Regions from separate parts of the Homo sapiens genome. Here region 2 is linked to region 1. A link is a contact called in ENCODE Hi-C data. All regions are on one chromosome and are shown on one strand. The core of a region is the stretch at or near the end of the contact, and the rest is flanking DNA. Distances in the headings are between cores, read along the strand shown.

Region 1 (4,135 bases), core at 708-3,207:
CTCTAATAATAATAATAATAATAATAATAAAGTTTGTTAGGTTAAACTTATCTTGGCATCCAGTTATCTTAGTAGGCATCCAAATCCCTTTTTAGGAGAAAGCTATCTTTTTTTGATAAGCCTCTAATATAGCAGGTGTGACCCTACAGACGTAGTGTTGGCAGGAACTCAAACAATAGTAATATGTAATTAAGGCACTCTGTGTTAAGAAAACTTAGAGGAGTTAATTTTCTCTGCTCCCGTGAGCACATGAGAAGAAAAAAAAAAAGAGAGAAGGTAATGAAAGTAGAGAGAGAAGAACTAGAAATGTGAGAAGCTGAAGAGCTCTGTGGCGGGAGGGGTAGGGGTGGCAGAAGCAGCCTGGCCTCTGGGGACTAGTATGGATTTAAACAGCATGACTCCTCCTCTGCATCACACTAACCTCTGTAACATCCCACTAGGAATACAAACCCAGACCTGTATTTAGGTTGCTTTGAAGGAGGAGTTTAAGGTGAAGGGGCTGCTTCTTTAGTTTGGGAAAGTGGATATGAAGAAATAGCCATAAAAGGCAAAATTGGGACAAAATATTTTGGTAGAAACAAAATATTTAGAAGAAAATCGGTGCTATGGTGAGCATGAAAATTAAGCTCTCTGAGAATTTTGAGAACTCTTAGAGAGGGTTTGCGGCCAGTATTTTTAATTCATTTTATCTGGATTTTAGAGAGATGGTACCTGACATCTGGTTTACATTCCTCATAGCATTTAATCCCCGGCCATAGATGGTATTGTCCTCATTTTAAATTTTAAGAAACTGAAGCTCAGAGATATTAGTTTGTCTAAGTTCATATAGCTAGACAGTGTCTATAGAGTTACTGAATGTCTGTTTAATAGATAACGAAAGGTAGTTTAAAAGAGCTGTGTGTCTAATGCCATAGAGAAAAGGGAATAAAAAATTACTTAGAATAGATTTGGTTTCAAACACTCTTGCTGAAGTGGGTAGTCCAAAAGTAGGCAGCCAGTTCTCAATTCACAACAAAATCACTCTTGAAAGCAATTTTGAGAGAATAAGCTATGTCTCTTGATTTCAGCATCCTCGGAACTGACCCCTATGTCAGGAAGAAAATAGATCAAAATAGTTGTTCAATGACAAAGGACACAGGCATGTTTAGCAAAAAGAGAGGCTTAAGGCATGGGACAGTTGTCTTCAATTAACCAATTAAACATTTGCTGAAAATGTACGACTGCAAGACATACTACCAGGGGCTATGGACACATAAGGGCAGAGTTCCTATCCCTGGGGATCCAGCATCTGGAAGGGGAGGGAAGGTAAACACCCTGAACTGCAAGCTAAGGCTGTGTGTGCTATGGCTATGCTAAGTGTGCAAGCTCAGAGATGCTGCGGCTCAGAGGAGGAAGAGATCACTTGGCAAAGGGCAACAGAATTCAGAGGCAAAATTAGATCCTAGATCAGGTTTAATTAGAAACCAGGAGGAGAGTCTAGTATCTAAGACAAAGGTATTGAAGTTAGAGATGTTGGACAGGTTATACTGCCTTGGCAGAGACCTGGGGATGAAAAAGAGATAGAGTGGCTTTCAACTCTAAAGCTTATAAAGTTTGTACTCTAGTTTCTGGGAAAACTTGAGCAAGAGTGGAACAGGATCACAATGGTATTCTGGGAAGATTAAGGTGTCAGAGGGTTTAGGAGTGGAGATAAACGGAAGCAGGGGAGACCAGTCAGTGAATGTAATTATTCAGGCGTGATGATGAGGGTGGGGCCAGGAAGGTTCAAGTGTAAACCATTGTGAAGGCTTTGGTCTCTGACTAGTTGGGGTCAGGGAGGGGGGGGGTTGGCTGGGAGGAGGTGTAACAAAGTATTCAGAAAGGAAAATATAAAACAACAGTTCTGGCTAAATATGACTTATGCAAATGTTCCATTTTTCAAAGATCTTGTAGGAAAGTCCCTCCTTTGTTATATTTCCTCTGCATGAACTTAGCTGTTTAATTCTTAATATAAGAGAGAGTCAAGGATGTGGCCAAATTGCCTGTGGATTCACAAAGACCAATAGCGGAGACTGGGAATAGGAAAAGCCCCACATCTAAGGCTTTTAAAAATGTAGATTTGAATCAGTTCTGACCCCTTAAAAGAAAGCAATCTGAGTTTAGTTTCAGAAATGCAGTTTTGACCAAGACCCTAACGCAGACTGGCCGACCCTGTCTCAATGTACCAGGAAGTCTCCAAAAATGCCTCTCCACTGGGCTCGCCTTTGACTGTATAATCAGTTTCATGTGGATTTGGAGTAAACAGGCAGAATGTATAGTTGATGATGCACAGACTTGCACAATTGTGCTAATTACTTCTGGAGCATTAAATGAATATTCTAGAGAAATTACTATCCCTTTAGAAAGTATATACCCATAGCAATGGTTTCCAAACTTTTCTATTATGAGGAACACTCATTAAAGTTAAAAAATATTACAGAAGAAAAGTTATATTTTACTACCCGATAATTGAGAAAAATACAGATGTGCATATAGATTAAAACCAAAAAGGATTTCTTGTTCTGAGAAAAGTTAAAGCCTAGAGATTTAAAACCACTGTTCCTATATCCAGCGATATCTTTAAATATCTTTTATCTTCAGTAGAATGTATATTCACTTGCAATTCACATGCAAAAATAGCTACAAGTAACTCAGGGCCATCTTCTCTTGGACTGTAATGGGAGGAGGCTGACTAGATAACATCTAAGATTCCTTCTAGCTCTGATTCTTAAAGACTCTATGACTTAGGTGTCCTTCCCATCCCTTTGAAGTTTGAGAGCAAATTGAGCAACATTGTGGCTTCACTAAGCTCTGTAACTTGGACAAGTTACTTAAACGTTTTATGCCAGTTTTCTCATCGGTAAAATGGTGACAATGAGGGTACATCCCTCATATGGCAGTTATATGGCAGTTGTATAATACATGTAAAGAATTTAGAACAGTGACTGGCAAATAATAAGCACTAAATAAATGACAGCTACTGGTATAATAATGGTAATAGTTATTATTATTATTAATTTCAGAAGACCTGTGCTTGTATCTGGGTTCTAGTATCTAGTAGTAGTGTGCTATTCTAGTACCCTTCTTAGACTTGGGCAAGAGTGGCCCCTACTCAGGACCCATGCTTTAGAAGTCCTCACTCTGACCCTCCTCCAGCACCCTTTCTACTGTGGGAGAAGTTCACAGAATTAAGAAAACCTGTCTTCTGAGGCCTCCCTTATAGACCACACTACTGAAACCGTCCCAAGCTTGCTTCCAGAACTTGTATGGACTTTTCCAGGTTTTCCTGAGGATGGGCTGTGTCTCTGTGTATGCACAAGGGTGTCCCATTTTGTTTAGGGTTTGGACTTGGAGGCTGGGGTGTTCATACATGTATGTGAAAGGTGATTTAGTAAAGAGAAGGTGGGTGGACTGAAGGCTGGGGACCAACTCACTATGTGCCTCCACATTTCAGTGTGGACTCTGAAGCATCAAAGATTTCTAAATTCGAACCCCAGCTCATTAGGAAGGTATGTCTGTCAATATAGAAATTGGAGCACATTTTATTTAGCAGTTTTAAAGCTTGAATTAAAATGCTTAAATATCTAGTTATAGGATATGTGGGCCTTCATTTGTATCTTTGCTTCATTCTTTACAAATAGTAGAGCTAGCTTTTTTTTTAACCCTCAGGCTCCTCATGTGTAAAGTGGAATTAATTATGGCTGCCTCATACAATTGTGGTGAGGATTAAACATGACAACATATAATAGCACCTAGAACAATATATTCAGTAAATTTCTCTTTTTCTCTGGATTACACTTGATTTCATAGACATATGTGTACTTTACTCAACTATTAGCCAATTCTACTACAGATGTAACATGAACAAAAGTAGACCATATAATAGACTATGAAGCAAATGTCAATAAATTTCAATGATGTAGAATCATACAGGTTAACTGTTCTACTTGTTATAAGTTAATAATAAAAAGGTAAATTACTTAAAATCCCAATATGCTTAATAATTTAAAAATATTTAAATAACTCATAAGTTCAAAAGTCACATAGCTCTCACCACAAAAAATGATAAGTATGTGAGATAATGCATACATTAATAAGCTAAATTTAGCCATTCCAC
Region 2 (4,135 bases), core at 795-3,294, 2.5 Mb before region 1:
TATTTATTTGCCAAGTCTTCACTTATGACATCAAAATTTAATTTGTGTTAAAAAAACTTTGTATAATATAGAATATTTTCAACATCATGATATTATATCCATAAAGTGTGTGAAACCAATATATTGAACTTTCCCAGAAATTATTTGTGTTTGAAACCAAAACTGGCTAAATAAAATATATCTCTATTGGGTAGTATGTGGAGACGATATGGAGAATAACAGGCATGATCTAGAGATGGTGCTGTATGTGCATATCTGTATTAATACTGAAACCAGTGATCTTCTCATCCCCTTTCCCTCTCTATGGCCATCACTTCCCACTAAACTTTTGGCGTCTGGGACAGGACAGTGCCTTTCTGTACCTAGCTCCCTTTAGTTAAAAAGTTGCCTTTTTACCAGTTCTTGGTAAAGGAACTAAGAAATTTTTTTTGATAGAAACTATACTCAGTTGTCATGATTATTAAAATTGGACTTTAAATAATTACCTGCACAATTGGAATGATACTACATTATCAATACTTACTCTCAAAATAAAGTGCTGATACTATTCTCATATTGAAGTCACCAATTGCAGGAAAACTGACGATTGGGGTCCTTAAGCCTTCCTGCAATGGTATAAAAGATTGGGTATTCAACTTTTTCTACTTTTGTTTTCTCTCTTTGAATAAAAACAGAAACACAATCTTAGGACTCTGTGCCTAATGAGGCCCAGAATTTGAATTTTCAGGCAGTCTCTGAGGACAATGCAGATAGAGGGAGGGGCATGCAGAGCAGAAGGCCTCTCTATGCTCCACTTTAGTGAGTACCTCTGAGCAGGTTCATTGCAATTCATTTCATCTTTATTTTTGTCCTTAAACAGAGTAGGAGAAAAGCAAGTCTGTGGAGAACATTTTATTGAAATGAGTTGGATTTATTGCTGGACTTGGTTATCTTGTTTTTGAGGAAATATTTGCATTTGAGGGAAAAAGTGTGTTTTATTACTTCATCTCTAGTACCATTTAAGGTATGTAATGATGGTTAGACATCAACCTGCAAAATATTTCTTCAGAGCACCCTGTCCTCTAGCTTCTCATATCCCAGTGATGCCAGATCCTAAATTAATTTCATGCACACAAACTCAACATTATTATCTCCATTTTTATGCTTTATCTAGTGAGTTAAGCATCTTAGAGAAATCGTTTTTTTGTTTGTTTGTTTCCCCTAACTGATCTTGGACAGACTGTTAAAAAAAAAAAAACTATAAAATGTTGTCACATTTTTTTCCTCTTGACCAGACTTCACGTCCCAGCTTGATGACCTTCACACTACAATAATGTTGCCTATTTCTAATAGTAAAAAGTTCCAGTTCGTTATAACCAAAAACTCAAAGAAATCGACTATCAGTCTTGAAACCCCTTACATATTATCTTTAAATAGAGTTCATAAAGTTGTGGCAACACCCACCAAAAACAGACATGAGGCAGATTGATTCATCAGCACCTAATGAGTTAATTAAGAAACAAAAATACAAGAACACACAGAATTATGGCCAGCCTGGCCTTGCTTATTCAGTTTTAGTCAGAGACCACAACTTCTTTCAAATAACCCCAGTTTATTTTCAAAAAAAAAAAAAAAAACCCTGTCTTCAGACAGGATATGGGGGAGGAGTTAAGTGGTGATGTTTTACACATGCACATCTGGATACAGTCCAATTATTTCCCTTAAACATTCCCCCAGTTGTTTTCATTTTGCTCCATGCTTTGGCATTCATAAATTTGTGAGATTAATTGTGTGTCAGCAGTCTGCAGGCCTGGAGCTGGGCACCAGTTTAGTAGCAATACGGCTACAAAACAACTCTGTAGAGAAATACGTTCACATATTTAAAAAGGAAAGCATAGTCACATAGTTCGTTTCTGTTTAATATCAGGCATTGACGTTATGCATAAAGAAGGTAGTGTAATCTTTCAGGGAATTGCCCTAATAGCAAGATATATATAGATATATATCTCCACGCCTACCAGAAATATGTGTGTGTGTGTGTGTGTGTGTGTGTGTGTGTGTGTGTAAACTCAAGTGTTTTAAAGCATAAGAAAGGATTCATCAAGAGGAAAAATGAAGAGTTCAGGGCTGGACATATTTGTGTTCCTTGTTTTCATCTGATTATTTTGAAGGGCGTGTCAACAGATTGCATTTCTTGTCTTGGAAATGTACTAACAATTAAAATCACCTTTGCCAAAAAGAACCAACTTATCTTAGAGATGGTGGAGAAGCATCTTTATTTTAAAAGATGTTTTGCAAAGCCTCTTATGCTTTCAAAATTACTATATGAAAAGTGAAACTAGAAGCTTTCTGCCCTGATGTGTAGGCCTCACAGTCCAGATTATGAGCTCAGCTAAGGAAGAGCTGTGTTCCCCAGAGCCCAGCGGAGTGGCGGCACTTGGTAAGTGCTCCGTACTTGCCAGTTGACAACAAAAGAACTATCATTTAAATGTTGGTAAACAGATATTTATTCTTGTTTAATGTTATTTTGCCTTATATCCATGAGTAGGAAATAAACTATTAGATATTGTGACATTTTTCACAAGTAAATGCCACATGCCAAAGTAAGGTAATAGGTAGGGCAAATTTTCATACATATACATAACAGAGGAGAGTGTTCCAGATTAAAGTTCTGAGATTTGCAACATCAGTATTGGGAGGAAACTGGCAGCTTCTCCTCTAACCCTCTACAGAAACACAAAACAGCTATTGGAAACATGTAGAGCATTCCTCTGGAAAATAATTAGGCTTCAAATAAATCATATGCTATTCCTGCAATAAAAGAAGGAAACTTTTTATGATCTTCTGTTTTCCCTCAAGTATGCTATATGTTGAGAAGTTTTACCTAAATCACACTGTATTCTAGCAGTAAGCTCTTAATTATATAAGAAATAAAATGCATTGCAGATATTACAATGAATCCACTTGTCCTTAGACTATTTATCTATCAGAATATTTTCTAGGCCAATATATTTGAAGGCTACTGAGAAAATCACACACTGTTCTTTGGCTTTAGTTTCCTTGTGAGTAAAATGAGGTGCATAATCTCAGCCCTATCTACGATACAGGGTAAAAGTCAGGATCTAACGAGTGAAATTGGTAAACCATAAAGAACAAACAAGTGTTGGTTAGCATGCAGTAAACATACAAACTCTCCTACTCATGGTTCTGTATTGAAAAACCGAAATACATAGTATCTTATTCTTTACATAAATTAATTTACTGATCTTGAGACCTAACTGAATCATGATAGTATATCCACATAGACTAGATTTGTTCCTACAGGGCAAACTGCCATGCATTCATGCTAAACTATACAAGAGCAGCCAGGTAACAGAAGGCAATGCTGCTTCAAAAACACTGCAAATTTGACTCAGAACTCAGAGACACGGTATGATATTTGTAACATATTTACAGATACAATTAGGCTTTACTGAAGCTAATTGATTTTCACCACCTGAGCTTATTATCTACTAATGGTAGGGTTCTAGTCGTCTAATCCCTGCTATGTACGCCATGGGCGAAAATCTAATTAACCTCTCAGAGCCTTAGTTTTTTAATACATAAAAAAGTAATAACACCTGCTCTGATGAAGCTATTGTGAAGATTAAAATGTGAGATATGAAGAAGTGCTTTTACAGAGTAGTCACCCAGTACTTATTGGTTATATCTAAAAATTATTGAATCTGTATTCCCAAAACTATGCTGGAAAATAAGTCCAGAATTAAATAAGGCCACAAATAATCCAAGCAGAAATGATCCGGCATAGCATCATTAAAATATACACACATATTTATAAATATTGCCTGTATACATTTTTCTTAGAAAGTCCATGTAAGTTATACAGAAGCTGAAATAAACCATAGCAAAAAAAACTTCTCCCCTCTTCTCAATGACATCTTGAATTTAGCAGTTCTTATTTTATTTTAGTAGAATAATACTTCTATTAAATCACTTTAATGATAATTATAATTAATACTTATATAATCCTTTAACTTTTCAAAGCACGTTCATACCAATTATTTTCTTTTGGTTTCCAAACAACATTATGAAAATATAATCTTGAATTTAATACCAGTTAAATACTAGTGGGAGTAACAAACTTTGTCAAAACTAA

Evidence for each region. Hi-C counts contacts between places; a loop is a spot of excess contacts on that map. Pooled maps may share reads with other maps.
Region 2: a loop to region 1 is called in a map with no recorded cell type, with 14 times the contacts of the local background. The contact joins two enhancer-like sites. A Hi-C loop is called at or near these places in 2 of 37 single-sample maps with no recorded cell type and 4 of 50 pooled maps.

What each region holds. Positions count from the first base shown.
Region 1 is chr1:169,678,518-169,682,652 of GRCh38, reverse strand. The region is part of intron 1 of LOC107985745 (a long non-coding RNA gene); the gene reads right to left. Among named protein-coding and RNA genes, the nearest start is that of SELL, 31 kb to the left of the region's middle. RefSeq lists an enhancer at 1,919-2,168. Within about 2 kb of position 1,957, at least 5 of the 41 ENCODE cell types and tissues checked have a DNase peak (open chromatin) inside an H3K27ac peak, as active enhancers do.
Region 2 is chr1:172,179,285-172,183,419 of GRCh38, reverse strand. All of the region lies in intron 14 of DNM3 (dynamin 3), which reads right to left. Among named protein-coding and RNA genes, the nearest start is that of DNM3OS, 37 kb to the right of the region's middle. RefSeq lists an enhancer at 2,225-2,274. Within about 2 kb of position 2,044, at least 25 of the 41 ENCODE cell types and tissues checked have a DNase peak (open chromatin) inside an H3K27ac peak, as active enhancers do.